Linked DNA regions of Mus musculus: region 1 is linked to region 2. A link is a contact called in ENCODE Hi-C or POLR2A ChIA-PET data. All regions are on one chromosome and are shown on one strand. The core of a region is the stretch at or near the end of the contact, and the rest is flanking DNA. Distances in the headings are between cores, read along the strand shown.

What was found. Hi-C counts contacts between places; a loop is a spot of excess contacts on that map. ChIA-PET counts read pairs that join two places held with the same protein, here RNA polymerase II (POLR2A).
Region 1: a loop to region 2 is called in a map of left cerebral cortex, with 11 times the contacts of the local background. The contact joins the promoter of Dyrk1a here to the promoter of Vps26c in region 2. A Hi-C loop is called at or near these places in 23 of 37 maps with a recorded cell type or tissue (Patski, T-helper 1 cell, T-helper 17 cell and 8 more). POLR2A ChIA-PET finds 5 or more read pairs at or near these places in 4 of 5 experiments (Patski and embryonic stem cell).

The regions. Positions count from the first base shown.
Region 1 is chr16:94,568,934-94,571,633 of GRCm38, reverse strand. It overlaps Dyrk1a (dual-specificity tyrosine-(Y)-phosphorylation regulated kinase 1a), which reads right to left and starts at 1,428. Exons shown (of 12, transcript NM_007890.2): 1 at 1,100-1,428.
Region 2 is chr16:94,525,229-94,527,928 of GRCm38, reverse strand. It overlaps Vps26c (VPS26 endosomal protein sorting factor C), which reads left to right and starts at 1,300. Exons shown (of 8, transcript NM_007834.3): 1 at 1,300-1,591. The coding sequence starts at 1,535.

The DNA of each region.
Region 1 (2,700 bases), core at 179-2,678, 44 kb before region 2:
ACAGCCCTGAGTCATCATACAGTACTTAATAATAAGTTAGGAGCCAATGAACAGAAAGCCAGGCTAACAACTGACATAGGCCTCCTGGAGTACTGGCTGTATGACCTTGGACTAGTCACTGCCCACCTCTAGGCTCAGTCTGCTCATCTGTAAAATGGGCAGCATTTCCAACTGGGAGGTTATTCGAGGTAATATATAAAAGGCCTTGCACTAATCTATGAGTGTGCAAACAGTTACAAGGAATATTTTCTTGGGATTTGGCAGAACTCAAGAAGCAAACGATGCTGCACCTCGACGACAGGAGTCACATAATCTAGGGCTGGGCAAAGACAAGACAAGTCATTGGAGTCACTGACTCACGAATTTTGCCATTTTTAACTATTTCGGGGTAGGGAGGGGCCTCTAGCTTAGTGCTGATATTCAGCAGCTCTGGGGCCTCTGGAGCCTGAGTGGGTCTGAGCCTATAAATAGATGTTGAAGTTTTGAGGCGATACACAGGTCTCCATTCTAATTCCAGTCTCCTCCCGCTGCTATGCAGGTCACCCCGGCCCCTCCGGTGCCCTGGGTGGCCCGCGCTCGCGGCCCGACTTCCGAGCACACCAGGTCCCCAGGCCCGAGCGCGGGCCCACTGGGCCTCGCAGGCAGCAGGCTGCCGACCTTCGCCGGCCCGGCCCGGCCGGGCCTTGCGTCCTCGCCTCCCGGCCGCCAGCCCCATTTTCTGATCCCGTGCATTGTCCTTGCCCAGAACCCCGGCGCTCCGCACGCCGGTGGGGACCGAGAGGAGGGACGAGGGAGGAGCTGGGGGCAGAGGATGAGGAGGAAGAGGAGGAGGAGGAGGAGAACAGCCTCCTCCCCTGCGCCCGGGCAGCCAGTGGAGGTCTGGCGCCGGCCCGGCCCGAGGCAGCGGGTCCCACCCGCCGCAACTTTCCTCGGGGACGAGGCCTTCTTCCCCGGGCCCCGGGCCGCCCGCCCGCCCGCCCGCTCGCTCCTAAGATGGCAGGTCCCTCCCTCCCTCCGCTTGAGGCCTGGCGAGCCCGGCTCGCAGGCCCCGAGAAGCCGCGCGCTGGGCCGCGCCGCGCCGGGCGGGGCGGACACTCACCGGGACGATGGCGGGGCGCTCGCGCCGCTCCCTCCGGTGAGTCTCAGCCTCGAGCTCCCGCGCCGCGCTCCCGCCGCGGCCTCCGCAGCCAGCGCCGCCCCGGCCGCCTCTCTCCGCCCCCGGCGTCCCGGCTCCGCGCCGCAGCCGCGCTGGCTCAGGGTCCGTCGGGCTGGCGGGGCCGGCGGCGCCCGCGGCCGGGGAGGCAGGCGACAGCCCCTCCCCGGCAAATACCGCAGTCCCCGGGCCCCCGAGTGTCGGCGGCGGGGCCCGGCCCGGCCCGGTGCGGAGGGCGGCGGCGGCGGCGAGGCCGGGCGCCGAGTGGCGGCCGCTGCCGGCCGCTTCTTCCCGACGAGGATTTTTGTAAATCTCACAAAATGGCGCGCGCTCCGAAGCTGCGCAGCGAGCAGCGCCGGGGCCCGAGCGGCGGCGGCGGCGGCGGCGGCTCCGCCAGGAGAGCCCGGACCGCCCGCCCCCGATCCCGCACAGACACTCGCGCACACTCACCGCGCGCACACTCGCCCTCGCACACGCTCCCTCACACTCACACCGGTCCCGCCCGCTCGCCGGCGGCGGCGGCGGCGGCAGCGGCAGCGGCACCAACAGCAGCAGCAGGAACAGCAGCACAAGCGGCGGCGGCGGTGGCGCCCGCACCCCCGCTCGGGGAGTCCGCTTTCTCAGCCCGACCTGGGCCGCGATCGGCAGCAGCGACGGCAGCAGTCTCCCCGGATCCCCCCGCCGCGGTTGCCGCCGCCACCCCCGCCTCACTCCAATGGGGCTTTTTATTATTATTCGGGCGGGAAGCGAAAGGGTTTAAAAAAAAACCAACCAACAAAATGGCGACGGACCGACCCGGTCGCTATAGCAACTGTCAATCAAAACGCAAAACCCCGGCTGACGTGCTGACGTCCTCCGCCCGCCCCTCCCGGCCCCAAGCCGGCGGGCGGGGCCTGTTGCTCGGGTAACGGCAGATTCCGTTCCCTCCTTCCCCTCTCTCCTCCGTCCCCCAGCCAACCACCCAACCCCCCTCAGGTCACGTGAAGGATAAATTCGGAGCTCGGGCCCGCTATGAGTGTCAGAGGAGGGCGCGTGATTCGCTCGGGGGAGGGGAGTGGAGGGAAGGGAAGGGAAGGGACGGGGGCGAGGCGGTGGCCTGCCGGTGCGCGAGCGAGCGAGCGAGCGCCTGCCGCCTCGCGGCCGCCTCGCCCCGCCCCCGCGCTCGCTCCCACGCCGACTGCGGCCGGGCCAGCGCGCGCCCCCGTGGCGCAGCGCGCTCCCGCGCCGCGAGCCCGCAGCCCCGCCCGCGCGGCCCGGGAAGGAAGGGAAGCGGAGGGCAAGCCGCCCACCTCGCGGCCCTGGGAGGCCGCCGTCGCGAGCCCCTATCCCGACCGGGCCCGCGCAGGCCTGGACGATCGCTGGCGTCCGGCTCACCTCCGGAATTACGCCCGCGGCTGCAGGCGCGCGGCCGCCACCTTACTCGGACCGTGCCCGCGCGCGGGCCGCGCAGAAACTTTCCAGGCTGGGCACGCTCCCGGGCGCCGGTTCCCCGGCTTCTCCATCGGAATGCCCAGCCAGCGCCAACCCCAGGGCTTTCGGAGGGGGTT
Region 2 (2,700 bases), core at 51-2,550:
TCAATTTGACAGTCTGATATTCAGTAGCTTAAAGTGACAAAATCAAACTTATTTAACATGAGATTAAGGGATGGAAAGACTTTAAAAGAACAGTGTTTGTGGAAAGTGGACTTTTGATTCTTGTAGGACGGCCTTTGCACTCAATAAACACTGGTAGTTCCTGGAAGGAGCGCTCTTCACAGTAGACCAGCCTTCCTTAACCATGTGTGCAATTTTCAAAGAGGAAATCAGGTACATCGTCCCTGGAGGAACAAGACTCTGTAAAGCCATATATGGAAGGAAAGGCTTTTCTTTTTCTTTCCTGCACTGAATTTGTGTCTTCCAAATATCTAAGCTGTGTCCCACATGATTTTTTTAGAATTGCTAGGAAAGTCTGTAGGTCACACGGGTAAGTCCTAAGGGTAGAGATGGGAGCTGAAAATAGAGCTGTGGATACTGAGAAACATTTTATCTTAACCTTCAAAAGCAATTGCAGCCGTCGTACATCGTTCTCGGCTTCAAAACACCTAGAGTCATTCACGAAACCACTTTACAGAGAAATTTGTTATCCTAAAAGTGATATATATTTAAGAAAATAATAATCAAGGAATTCAACAAATACCATTTCTTCACATCATTTTACGTAACAAAAACATCAAGATTTGACTTGCTTATCGGAAGAGTCAGTTTACACAATTCAGTAACTAGCATGCTGGCTAACCGCAATATCCCCCCTAAAGTTCGGCGTCCACTGCGGCAGGCTGCTGGAGGGAGAAAGGGGTACGCAGGTCCGTTTCCGCTTCGACTCCAACCTTCCCGCTCGCGCGCCCGCCCGCCCGGATACCCCACAGAACACCAAGACCACTTCCAGAGCTGGCGCCTGGGGAGTACCCAGAAGCCTCCGCGGCCGCGGAGCCGCGAGCAGCCGCAGAGCGAGGTCACCTCGCGCTTCCCGAAACCTTGGCTCTGCGTCGTGGGCGTGGCCTGAGGGGGCGTAGCTGCGGCCCTCCACCAATCAGCGCCCAGCAGGTCGCAAGCGCGGGGCCACGCCCCTGCGGTTGGCACGGACTCGTCCGCCCGGAGGATACTGGCGGTGGCGCCTCAGAACATCTGGCAGCAGACGCGGCTACAGGGATGGAGGAAGCGGATGACAGGAGGGGACACGTTCCTGCTATCACTTCCGGAAACCCACCTCCGAAACGCAGCCTTTCGCGCCGCACAGCCCGACGGGAAGGCAGCCTTCCTGTGTAAAAAAAACGCTGCGAAGCGGCCTCGCCCCCGCCGCGGGGCACGCCGGGAGAACAGAGAGCACACTCCCGCGTTCCGGAAGTGTGTGTGTGTGTGTTCGCGCGCGCGCGCGCGCGCGCGTGTGGGTTTCGTGCCCCTGTCCGCGCTAAGCCACGCCCTGTGCCCGAAGGAGGGAGGTGTGTGAGGTGTGGCGCGAAAGCCGGTCACGTGCCACCACTGCGGAAGGCGCCGGAGGGGCGGGTTCGTAGGGGGCGGGGCAACCGGGTCACGAGTGGCCGGAAGTTGCGGCCTTTGCGGATAATCTGAGATGGGGACCACTCTGGACATCAAGATTAAAAGAGCGAATAAAGTGTATCACGCCGGGGTAAGTGGAGGGGTGTTGGGCTTCAAGCTCTGCGGTCTCCAGCACGGCTCGCGCGGCCCCGACGCTAGATGGGCGTGCCCTGCGGTCCTGTCCAGTGTGGGGCTGGGGGCCGGCGGCAGGCGGGCGGGCGGCGGGCTCGAGCTGTCGCTCTGGGGGTGAAGAGCAGATGACAAACGCCCCTTTCTGCAGAAGAGCTTTCAGAACAGACATGTGTGCTCCAGGCTGTGGTCAATCCTAAAGCAGAGTTCTCTTGTAAGCCTCTCACCGCGGCAGGATCCATTACCCTAGTTGTAGAATGCAATCGCCCTGTCTCTACCTCCGGAGACACCAGCACAGCAGCCGTGGAGTCACAGCTAGCTTCTGCACACAGTTCAGTGGATACAAATGCAGCGTGGTGTTGAAAGGGAAAAACATCCCAGGTGAACATCTTAAATGGACGCTAAAGGCTAGAAACCTGATTATTTTAAAAAGATTCCAGTGAGCCACCCCACTTCCATCCTCACCACACAGGAAGCTATATTCGTGATTTGTCTAGTAGACATCATTCAAAGACCCCTCCCCCACAAAACAAAATCCCAAACACCAAGTTGCCATCACCCCTTATAAAAGCGACTGTACTCTGGCAAGATGCACTAAGAAAGTGGAAACTCACTTATGCTAGATCACTGCGAAAGTATTTAGTTAGTTCATAAAGGAAACGATCTATCCTGCCTCAGTTGAGGCACACTGTCAAACCACTGCCATATTAAAGCTGTCAGTTTCATGAAAAGCAATTGGAGGCCAGGGGAAGTGGCTCAGATTGTAAAATAGTTGCCAGTACCGCATAAAATCAGACGTGGTGGTGGGTGTCTGTAATCTTACCACTTAAGACAGGGTCAGAACATTATGATCATCCTTAGCTGCATATTGAGTTTGATACGAGCCCAGGGGCCATAAGATAAGGGCTGGAGAGATGAATCCACTGATCTTCGGAGGGTCCAGTTCTCAGCTGCCATGTCAGACCATTCACAACTCCCTGTAACTCCCAACTGCAGGGAATCTCACACTTCTGGTCTGATTGGACTGCACTCACAGACACAGTGTATAACATAATTTGAAATAAATCGTTT